Linked DNA regions of Mus musculus: region 1 is linked to region 2. A link is a loop called in an ENCODE intact Hi-C map of the cell type or tissue named here. Cell type or tissue: gastrocnemius. All regions are shown on one strand. Links, peaks and the distances in the headings refer to the core of each region. The heading gives the core; the rest is flanking DNA.

The links. A loop is a pair of places that touch in the nucleus more often than their neighbours do. Peaks named below come from ENCODE experiments on the same cell type or tissue, not always from the same donor. Only the 100,000 strongest peaks of a DNase experiment are listed, where the experiment ranks them.
Region 1: a loop joins it to region 2, with 6 times the contacts of the local background. A loop is called at or near these places in 38 of 42 quality-filtered maps.

What each region holds. Positions count from the first base shown.
Region 1 is chr7:122,467,843-122,473,316 of GRCm38, reverse strand. The region is part of intron 5 of Prkcb (protein kinase C, beta); the gene reads right to left. Among named protein-coding and RNA genes, the nearest start is that of Gm51497, 170 kb to the right of the region's middle. In gastrocnemius, for the core only: a CTCF peak has its summit at 2,511 (motif pointing left); DNase peaks (open chromatin) are centred at 1,611, 2,237, 2,489 and 3,425; H3K27ac peaks cover 456 bases.
Region 2 is chr7:122,918,299-122,923,772 of GRCm38, reverse strand. No RefSeq gene overlaps it. Among named protein-coding and RNA genes, the nearest start is that of Gm39082, 3.5 kb to the left of the region's middle. In gastrocnemius, for the core only: CTCF peaks have their summits at 2,033 (motif pointing right) and 3,376 (motif pointing right); DNase peaks (open chromatin) are centred at 2,044 and 3,433.

The DNA.
Region 1 (5,474 bases), core at 135-5,134, 450 kb after region 2:
TGGCTCTGAACTGTCCCAGGGTCTTCCAAGGTTCATCACCCAAGGTGGTAAGGTGTTTCCCAGGATATACTGTCTCCTGTGAGCATCACTTAATTTTAACATAAAAACCTTTTTCTCTGGATACTATTGTGAAGCTGGGACAAGTCCCTGCTAGTGTTCTCTCTGTCTCTCTGTGTATCTTTCTGTCTCTCTCTGTTTCTATGTCTCTCTGTGTGTCTCTCTCTATGTCTCTGTGTGTATATCTCTGTCTCTATGTCTCTGTGTGTCTCTGTCTCTCTCTCCTTCCTCTTCTCTCTTCCTCCTCCTCCTCCCACTTCTCCTCTTCTTCTCCCTCTCCCTTCCTCCCTCCTTCTCTCTCTTGATGTTCTCAGTTCTCGAAGGCTAAGATGTCTGAGAGCACCCAGGGAAGTGGGCAGGGGAGTGGCTGAGGACTCAAGTCCTGGAGTCATGTCTGACTCCTGGGTCTTGTATGCTAGATGGGCCACTTGACAGCTTCGTGACTCTGAACGAGGGGCTGAACTCGCCACACCACAATCATTGTGCCTGACAACTGAGTGGTCATCCTCAGAGATGTGAGGTGAGGTGGGGATTCGGTGAGACGGTCTCCTTAAAGCACCTGATATTTAGTAAGGGCCAGGAAATGGTGGCCAAATGCACCACCAGGTCGGTGTTTGAAGCAATCGGCGTAGACTGTCTCTTTGAATGTCTCTGCTCCCTAGATCTCAGCTCTCAGGTCAGGCAGAGAGAGCACTGCAGCCAGGAACAGTCGCCTAGTGTCTCACTTTCTCAAAGACTTGGCTGCAAGGTTGTAAGCTCTCCAACTATGCCAAAAAGATCGGTGCAGAAACAAGCAAGCACTACCATTTCCTCAGGGTGTGGCTCCACCTCAGCCTTTCTCTGCTGGGCCCCCAGGGACCTGGACTTCTGGCTCAGGGGAGCACAATCAGATCAGCCAGGCTGAAGAGGGAATTAAAAGGTCACTGGACAGAAGATTTAGTTAACAGAAGAGTCAGTCAGGAAGGGCCCAAGGAGATGGGTCGGTGTGGGAGTGCTTACCATGCAAGCTTGAGTCCAGATCCCGGGCCCCCGAGTGAAACCTGGAACAGTAGAGCTCTAACCCATGGTGAGTGGGTGGGGCAGATCCTGAGAACTTGCTGGAATGTTCCAGGTTCCGTGAGAAAAGGCATCCTCCACCTAACTATTTCTCAGTCCAGGGATTTACCCAGCCTCCTGGCCAGGACTCGACCCATAGAAGACATCATTTTGCAGAAGGACGGGCTGATGTGAAGATGAGGAACCCTTTCTACCTTACAGTCCTGCAAACATTGGCTCTCCCTCTCCTCCCTCTCCCTGTTTTCCTCGTCTCTAAAATGGAGTGGATGTTAATAACTACCTCAAAAGGTTACCATACATGGGAAAAGTGCATGACCAACACCAACACCGAGCGACCTGGCGTTGTCGTCAGCAAATGCTGGAGGAGACAGAGTGAACCCACCCAGACCTAAGGCCATTCTAAAGTTGGAACCACCCCTTCGTCCCCACAGTTCCTAAGGCAGCCTGGCAGAACTGTCATGGTAGACGAGCATGCAGCAAGCATTAGCCATGGCTCCCCCCAGCCCTCTAGCCCACTCCCATCCTGCCTCCTGCAGAGAGCTTCCTGGACTGTCTCCACTGCAGTGCTCTCTTCCTATCTCTTTAATAGTCCAGGATCCCACCCCAGCCACACCACAGCACCGGGCAAAGCTGGGCACTGCATCACTAGGCTTAGCCACACCCACTCCAAACAGTTTCTGTAACAATTCTTCTCCTGGCCTCTGCCTCTGTTGTTCCCCCTGCCTGTCATGTTCTTTTCTGGAAACTGCAACAAGCTCTCTTCCAAGCTTGCCACTGTAGTCTCAGACAAATGCCACCATCTCCGCTAGTGACAGGCAGGCCACGGATCACACTCCTTTACTTCCTCACAGGCTGTCTTAGGGACATGTCTTGTTTATTTTGTGTTCATCTCTCATCATTGAGAAAAATGAAGGCGTCGTGAATGTGCCTGCAGTCTTTTGCAGGAGAGCAGGGGAGGAACACAGGAGGCACCCGGCAAATATTTGCTCGTGAGAGATCTAGCTTTCAAACCGAAGCCTGCCCCTAAAGCCCAGACTCGAAACCACAATGCTTCAGCAACCCATCCATGAGAAAAGCCAGCCAGAAGCAGGAGCCTGGCCAGCTCTTTTGGACAGATGCGAGTTCCCTGCGGGAGGTAGAGACGCGGGCTAAGGGTAGAAGGCCCTGGTGATCTGGTACCAACTCAAGCCGAGAGCTCATCCTGCATGAGGAGTCTCAAGCCAAGACACAGAAGATTCAGAACAGAGCAAGAGGGGGTCCTGGCTCAAGGGGCTCTGATCTCAAATCTTCACAACACCTGAGATGCTGTGAGGGTGGAGGAACTGGTAGGCATCCTCCATACAAGACATGGGCCCCTGTGCCCAACCCACATGGGAGCAGAGCACGGGTGCCGCCTGCCCCCTAGTGGCCAATGAGGCAAACTCTTTCTGCTTCTCTTGGGGTTCTTAACCAGCCGCAGGGTGACTGGGATTTCTGAGTGCAGAAATGTGCACAGGGATTTTGTTAAAATGTAGATATCGACTTGCAGGCTTGGAGTTGAGCCTGAGATTTCTGAAGGTCTAACCAGTTCCCTGATGTTGCAGCTGGTCTACAGAGCAGCTGGGGTGTCCAGTGGTTTCTGAAACAAAAAAACGGAACTCTGAGGCATTAGGAAGTCAGACCACAGGATTGAGAATGGAAGGTACTGTCGCGGCAGGGGTTTCTTTAAGTAAAAGAATCTGGACTAGAGGTGGGATTGGGTGGAGCTTGGTGGTGATGGAGCTGCCGGAAGAAGGCCGGCCACCAGTGTGCCTAAAATCCAAAGAACAGACCCAGCTCCTGAGATAGAGAGACAGGGAGAGGCAATAGAAACTTGAAGTTCCCAGGCAGGGCATAAGCCTGGTTCTGCCAGGCCCATGCCCACCCAGCATCCTGCTCAAAGCCACCAATGTACAGTCCCTGAGTATGTCCACTCAGTTTTGATTGCTACTCTTTGGGGAGCCATTTTATTAAAAGCTTTTGTCCTATTTAAACATTTTTCCATTTTACTGTTTGTTTGGTTTTTTTTCTCAAAAGGTATAAAAGTAAGAAGGGGTAATCGTGGTGCACACCATTAATCCCGGCACTTGGGAGCTGAGGCAGAAGGATCTCTCTTGAATTCAAGGCCAGGCTGTCTACAAAGTGCGTTTCAGGACGGCTACACAGTGGGGAGACGGCTTCTCTGGGTGAGGATGCCTTCTCTACAACCCTAAGTACCTAGGTTCAAATCCCCAGCACCCATGTAAAACGTCAGGTGTACACACCTGTAACTGCAGTCGTACAGGGTGATAGAGTCAGGAGAATTGCTGGGGCTTGCTGGCTGCCAGCCCAGCTCCAAATTTAGTAACAAATCAGACCAAGAGTGATAATGTCCTCATCTTGTCACTGTGCTTGTTCATGGATGCATACACATGTGCACACACATGCACACTATACAATATACACACACATAACACATATATATGTATATCTATATACACACACACACTCATATATATATATATATATATTTACCACACATCTATATATACATATATATCCACACACTTGCACACATACACATGTACACATACATCATTTACACATGCATGCCACAATATACACATATGCATACACATAAATGCTCACATGTATTCACGTGTACAGATGTACAGATACATCATTTACATACACATACATTACACACATACACACATGTACATACATTTACAATACTTATATATACACATACAACACACACACACACACACACACACACACACACACACACACAAATGTGATATAATCCCAGTTCTTCAGGAGATGAGGCAGGGGGATCATGAGTTCAAACTCATCCTGGATAACTTTAGCCTCTATCTCAAAATTAAGTTCTCAAAGGAAGGCTCAGGTACCCAGCATTGGTCTGGCATCACAAGGCCCTAGATTCAAGCCCCAGGACACAAAAATGTAAAATGTATCTACTGCAACCAGAGGAACAAAGAGAAGAAGAGACGATGCTCTCCCCACCTCCAGCAAGGCCTCCACTCCTGATCCCCTGTGACCCCAGTATCTGCAGCCCAGCTCATGTGCTTCCTCCCCTTTAGTCCCACACTTATGAAACACACAAACACACCTTGTACACAGGGAGTATCGGCTGCAGTTGCTTATTTAGTCGATGGGAATTCATAGCAGATACTTTTATGAAACCTAACCTTCTTACATAATGGCTATGGATGTACCTCTAGGTCCAGGGGTTCTTTTCAGAGGCAGCCAAGGAGCAAATAGTCCAGGCTACACAGACCATATGAACTCTGCCATTTGATTGAAAAAGAGAAAAGCAGCCAGAGACACCATGCAAATAAATATGAGTGTGGTATAATAACATCTCATTATAGAAACAGGCTAGATTTGGCCCCAAGTCATAATTTGCCAACTTCTACAACAGATCAATAGCTGTAGCTGGGTTGGTGTTGTTTAATTATTTAGAATTTGTATTTCTTAAGTCGTATAAGTAGAAAGAAACACAACATAATTTGAAAGTATATGGCATATAATTACATGACTTAATGAATTGTATAAACTGAGCACAACTGGATAACAATTCCTGTTCAGAAAAGGACTAGCCTATTCAAAGCCGACATTTCAGCAACTGCCTAACATCCCAAAAGACGGATATGTTCTGTTCAAGCTTATTACTCTTTCCACCACAGTCGGTAAACACGCTCATTTGGTACCTGTTCCTCTGTGTGACAGTGTTTATTTTAGTTGGACAGATTCCCAAACAGGGAATTCGAGAGCCACCACACATAGGTGCATTTTAATGAACATTGCTAGGGACTCCTCCAGAGATGGTAACAAGTCAGAGTCGGGTGGTGCTTTCCTTAGTGAAGCTCCTCGGGCAGTTAGAACAGTGCTTGTGCTGTCTTCCCTCTTAGGGTTGGGGGCCTCGGGCCATTGCCTGACCTTGGCTCTTCCCCTAAAGCTCTGGGAGGACCAGGACAAGGATTGAGCAGCTCAGCTTTCTCCAATTCCTCGAGATTTTCAACAACCAACACATCCACCTACAACTTCCGGGCTAGAAAGGAAGCATGGGCTGGCCCTGGCCTGTGCCGTGTGCAGACCGCTCTATACTACTGCAGAGGTGGGAAGACCACATGACCCAGCTTCTTTATGCCAGCCAACGACACTCCACCCTGCCGGGCTCATTTCAAGAGTTGGCTCTCCAGCCAACGCACAGGAAGGTTCCGAAGAGCCTGCTTCACTGCACTGTGAGCCCTTCACACAGCAACAGCTATGAAGTATGATACAGCCTGAGGGGTTTAAGTTGTCAAGGGCTCCTTAGCTCCCAGACTCCCTAAGGGCAC
Region 2 (5,474 bases), core at 261-5,260:
GATAAAAATTAAAAGCTGAAAAAAAAATTAAAAGCTGATAGTTGTGCGTTGCTAGGGCACAGGATTCCCTTTGTAGGTTCTTGGTTACATCAATAGAGAACTTAGAAATGGATTTAAGGAAAAAAAGGGATGCAAAAGCAGTTTGCTGAAATTAGATGCGATCCTGGGTGCCAGGATAAGGATGCTATCTGGAAAGAGATAGAAGAGGGGAACAGAGAGAAGTGAGGGGGTTAAGGATGAGCATGGTGGGGTACCCCTGTTGCCTGTCGTCCTTGCTCATTCAGGGAGGCGGAGGTGGGAGAACAATGAATTCAACACCATCCTCAACTACATAACAAAGCCAAGGCTAGCCTGAGCTACTGGGGACCATGTCACCAAACAAACAAACAAACAAACAAACAAACAAAGGAAAAAAGACCAGAACCAGGCTCCCAGGGAGCCTTCCTTCTGTCTGCCTTCCTTCTCAACTCCGCCTCCAGCGTGTTGTATGTGTTTGTACCACAAAGTTGCCCTTTCTTCTAGAGTCTGGGGCATGAAAGCCCCAGACTTTACTCATTCTGCCTTACAAAAGGGAAAAGATTTAACTTTAATATCCTTTGACGTAGCCTGTAGCCAGCTGGAGTTGCTCAATGTGCTCAAGCACGCAGGATGAATCGACGATAGGAAGAAATAATAACAAACTCGATTTCTTTTATGGTTGTCGGCATACCTTTTAGCTCTGTGGCCAGGCAGGAACAGCACTACTGAATGCCGTCTGTTTATCTTTCCGTATTGTTAGCTTTGGCCAGGGAACACTAGCTAGCTAACTGCACGTACTGTCTTCCACTTGCCCTTCATCTTTGTGGCCAGTTTAAGGCCTCTGTATTGATTCATCTTTAGCCCTGCAGTAGTTATGGCCAGCTTGGGGATCATCATTGCTCTTTGAGAGACCGGTGCTGGGTTATTTTAAATCTAAGTGAGATAAGGCAGTGCTTGGGAATGAGCTACACAGAGCTTGGAGTTCGTCTACGGTAGCACTTGAATCCTGCCTGCTTTCCAATGATCTTATTTTCTGCTAAAATGTCTCCCAGAGGCTTCCAGGTTTGAACATTTGGTCCCCTCATGGTGGCGCTGTTCATCCTGGTAGGGGGTTCTATGTGGAGAGTGGATGAAACCTCGAGTGAATGAGTGTTATTGGCATGAGTACAGCCACGTTACGGACCCTTCCTTTGGTCAGACGTTGATAGTATGTGAAGAGTTCCAGCCACAGCTTCCTCTTCCCAGGTGACAGCAACAAGGGACTGCTCTACAGAAACCCCACCTACTAAGAGTACCTAGTCCTTTTCCTCTTCTTCCTCCCCTCCCCTCCTCCTCCTCCTCCTCCTCTTCCTCCCTCTCATTCCACTGCATATAATAACTGGGCTGAGTTTCTGGACTGCTGATACATCTCCATACGAGTGCATGCCCAGCTCAGCATTTCTGTGTATGTGTCACCCACTTCTTCATTTCCCCATTGCCTTGGTCTGGTTGATCCCAAAGTCAGGCAGGTCTCAGCAGTTATGAAAACCTTAGGAGGTGGGCTGAGCTACAGGGAGTGGGTCACTTGGTGGGCCTTGAGGTTTACAGGCTAGCCCTACTTCTGGCTGGCCTCTGCGTCCCGATCCATCCAGATGTGAGCAAGTTGGAGTTGCTACAGGGCATACAGTAGCCCATGCTCCAAACCTAAGTGCTTCTCCTGTATGCAGCTTCTATTAGGCACTTTGCTAAAGTACTTAATCCCCCTCCCTACTCCAATGTGCTCAGCAGTGACTGTCTGTGGGTAACTGCCTCTAAGGTAGGGCCTTGGGGCATATAAAGAACAGCTCTGCCTTCCTTCTCAACTCCGCCTCCAGCGTGTTGTATTTATCTTCACCTTTTAGCGTTCGGCTGGCCTTTTAAAAAGTTGTAAAACAGGATTTTCTCTCTCCTTATTTTAAAGCCGTGTTCATTCTGATTTAATGTGCGTGGGTATTTTGCTGCCTATATGTCTGTGCACCAAATGTGTGCAGTGCCCAGAAGGGCCAGAAGAGGGCATCAGATTCCCCACTGGAACTGGAGTTCGGATCATTGCTAGCCACGAGTGCTAGGAATTGAATTTGGGTCTTCTGGGAGTGCTCTTAATGAACGAGCCATCTCTCTAGCCCCCAGGACTTTCTCTTTAGTGCTGGAGGAATCTTGCTACAAGGTTCTTCCTCACTTGGTCCAGACACAGGAGTCACCATCTGCCCTTGTAAAGGGACTCAGTGACTGTCCTATTTGTAAAGAGTGTTCTCAACTTGTTACAGATCATTCACTGTGCCATTTGTCTCAGAAAACACTGACATACCGACATACTGACATTCTCATCTCTCAAGTGGTGCCTGGGAAACAGATGGCTGCCCTTCCATGCCTTGACCAGTATCCCACCTACCAGTGGGGGTTAAATGCCAGTGAGCCCATCCTAAGCCAGAAATGCATTTACTGTACCCAGTTGTTGAACACCATGACTTATGATACTGTCAAGCGTTGGTTGTTATCTTCCGAAGCATGGAGCTGATCAGAGCCATGGCTTCCTGCTTCTGCCTAGTGTCAGGATCGAGCACCGTGCTGCATATTTTGTTATTTTGGGAAAGAACCCAAATCTAAAATCTCAAATATAGTTTCTGTTGAGTATGGACCATTTTGGCATCGTCCATCCTGATGTCCAGAAATCTGAGGGTGACTGTTGTAAGTTGAACACTCTGTGACTCACTCAGTGCTGGGCGGGTGTGGTCTTAGCCATCAGCAAATCTTTGTTGTGGGGTTCAGCAAATCTCTGTTGTGGGGTTCAGGGAGTAAAGCCCCAACCTCCAGGCTTTGCTGAATTTTAGAGCAGATGGGAAGACCAGCCACCCTCAAACAAGCTGGCATTTGTAGTGTCCATATGAAGCGATCATTGGGACAGGAAGCAGGAGGTGGAAATTCATATACTAACTCAACATTGAATGCGTGGTCAAATACACAGTGCCAGGCCATCGAACAGCAGTTCCCCGGTTTGAAAAAAAAAATGAGCGTTATAATATGTTTGTGTTATTCCAGGCATACTTGTGGTGGCCTTCATCAGCTTGGCCGTCTCTATGAATTAAACATGAAGGCTTCATAAAGGCAGGCATCGATCATGCTGTGTGGATAAACAAGAGACCTCTAAAATCAAGCAGGCTTGGTGTAAAACCCCAACTCTACCACTTAAGACTTATGTGAACCATGGAGCTTACTTAGTGTGCCTGCAGCTTAGCCACGCTCAAGACCTTGTGGATTCAAAAACCACCCACCGGATAAGTGGATAAACAAAGTTATCCTTTTGTTTACCCTTAAGCGGCTCTCAAGTACCCCGATGGTTTATTATTTGACCACTAGAGGTCAGGCTAACCCCAAGGTTCAACTCACGATAATCTGGTCTCTTGTTTCTGGTATGTTTTCCAAAGGAGCCAAGCAAAGATCTCTTCACAAACCCACTCAGGATGTCATACCCACTTCCCCAGAACACTTTTGCCCCCCTTCAGACTTTACCCCTTGACTAGGAAGATGGGGATCTGCCCGAGGGTGAACACACTGAATGATTTCATTGGAAATCAGCATAACCCAGTGTCACCCCGGTTCCTTCCCCTTTCTGCAGAAGCGGAACCAAGGACAGCTTCTGAGTATAGCTGTGTTTTGGGAACTATTATAAGACTTTCACCCATATTAACTTGAAATCTCTGTGGGGTAGTTGTTCTTCGTTTAATTTTGCAGAGGAAAAGCCAATGTAGGGACACAGTACCGATAGTCTATCAGATTCTACCTGCGATTAGCCTGGGACTGAGTTCTCGCGAGAGCTAGCTGCTGAGATACACACTTAGGATCTGGGAGATGCCAAATAAAGGCTCCCAGTCCTGCCTAGGACCTGAGATTTTTGGTCTTTAGGATGAATTTCCTCCCCCCTTTTTGGGATCTGCTATGATCCTCAGGCTGACCTAGACCATGGTCTCTTCCAGTTCCAGTGCTGGACTTATAAGTGTGAGTCATCATGTCTAACTTGGGGTGACTCTTTGGGGTTTTTTGGGCCAATGGGAGCATGCTGTCCCTCACTGCATTGCCTGTGGCTCTTGGAGGGAGGGGGTCAGACAGACCAAACTCAAATCTCCATGTTGTTGTTTGCACAGTTTTGTGGCCCAACACATACACACTTTACTCAGTCTCAGTTTCTTCCTTTTGAAAATCTAGAAACTTCCTCTTAGTCTACTCTATAACATCTATGGCTTCTGGAGTATTCTTGCTTGGTTTCTACTCTGTTTCTACTGCTAGACAGTTCTGGATTACAGTGGGTACATAAGAACTATCTCCGGGGCCTGACATTCTGTAGTGAGTGTCCTTCAAAGTGTAAGAGTCCCTCTCTCTATATTCCCATGGAAAATGAGTCTGGAAAATGCCCGAGTCAAGGTACTTTATAAGAAATGGAGGTTTGATTAGCTTATGGTTCTGGGGCCAGGGGAGTCTAAGAGTGGGCTGCTAACGTCAGCTGAGGGTCTTGTGGTCACAACATGCAGAAGCATCACACAGTGAGACAGAGTCCAAGTTTCCCCTTCTTATAAAGCTACCGGTGCCACCCTGGGGTCCCATCCTCAGGACCTTACCTAACAGTAGTCACTTCTCCAAGGCCCATTAATATATGACTTTGGGGATTAAGTTTTCTTTTCTTTCTCTCTTTCTTTCTCTCTCTCTCTCTCTCTCTCTCTCTCTCTCTTTCTTTCTTTCTTTCTTTCTTTCTTTCTTTCTCTCTTTCTCTCTCTCTTTCTCTCTCTCTCTCTCCCTCCCTCCCTCCCTCCCTCCCTTCCTTCCTTCCTTCCTTCCTTCCTTCCTTTCCCCCCTCTCTCTTTCTTTTTTATTAGATATTTTTTATATACATTTCAAATGCTATACTGAAAGTTCCCTATACCCTCCCTCTGCCCTGCTCCCCTACCCACCCACTCCCGCTTCTTGGCCCTGGCATTCCCCTGTACTGGGGCATATAAAGTTTGCAATACCAAGGGACCTCTCTTCCCAGTGATGGCTGACTAGGCCATCTTCTGCTACATATGCAGCTAGACATATGAGTTCTAGGGGTACTTGTTAGTTTCTATTGTTGTTCCACCTATAGGGTCGCAGGCCTCTTCAGCTCCTTGGGTGCTTTCTCTAGCTTCTCCATTGGGGGCCCTGTGTTCCATCTTATAGATGACTGTGAGCATCCACTTCTGTATTTGCCAGGCACTGTCTCGTATGAGGCTATGCCAGTGCCTGGGATTAAGTTTTCAACACAAGAACTTTTGGGGAACACATCCCCCTAACCATCCCCCCTTTCCTTCTTGCTCTGGGGACAATCAGGAGGTGCATGGGGTCATGGTTCACAGCTTCAAGTTCTGGATGACATAAACTGGTAGACACAGAGTTGAAACCTGGCAGTTGTGTTCCGTTTGGCTGTA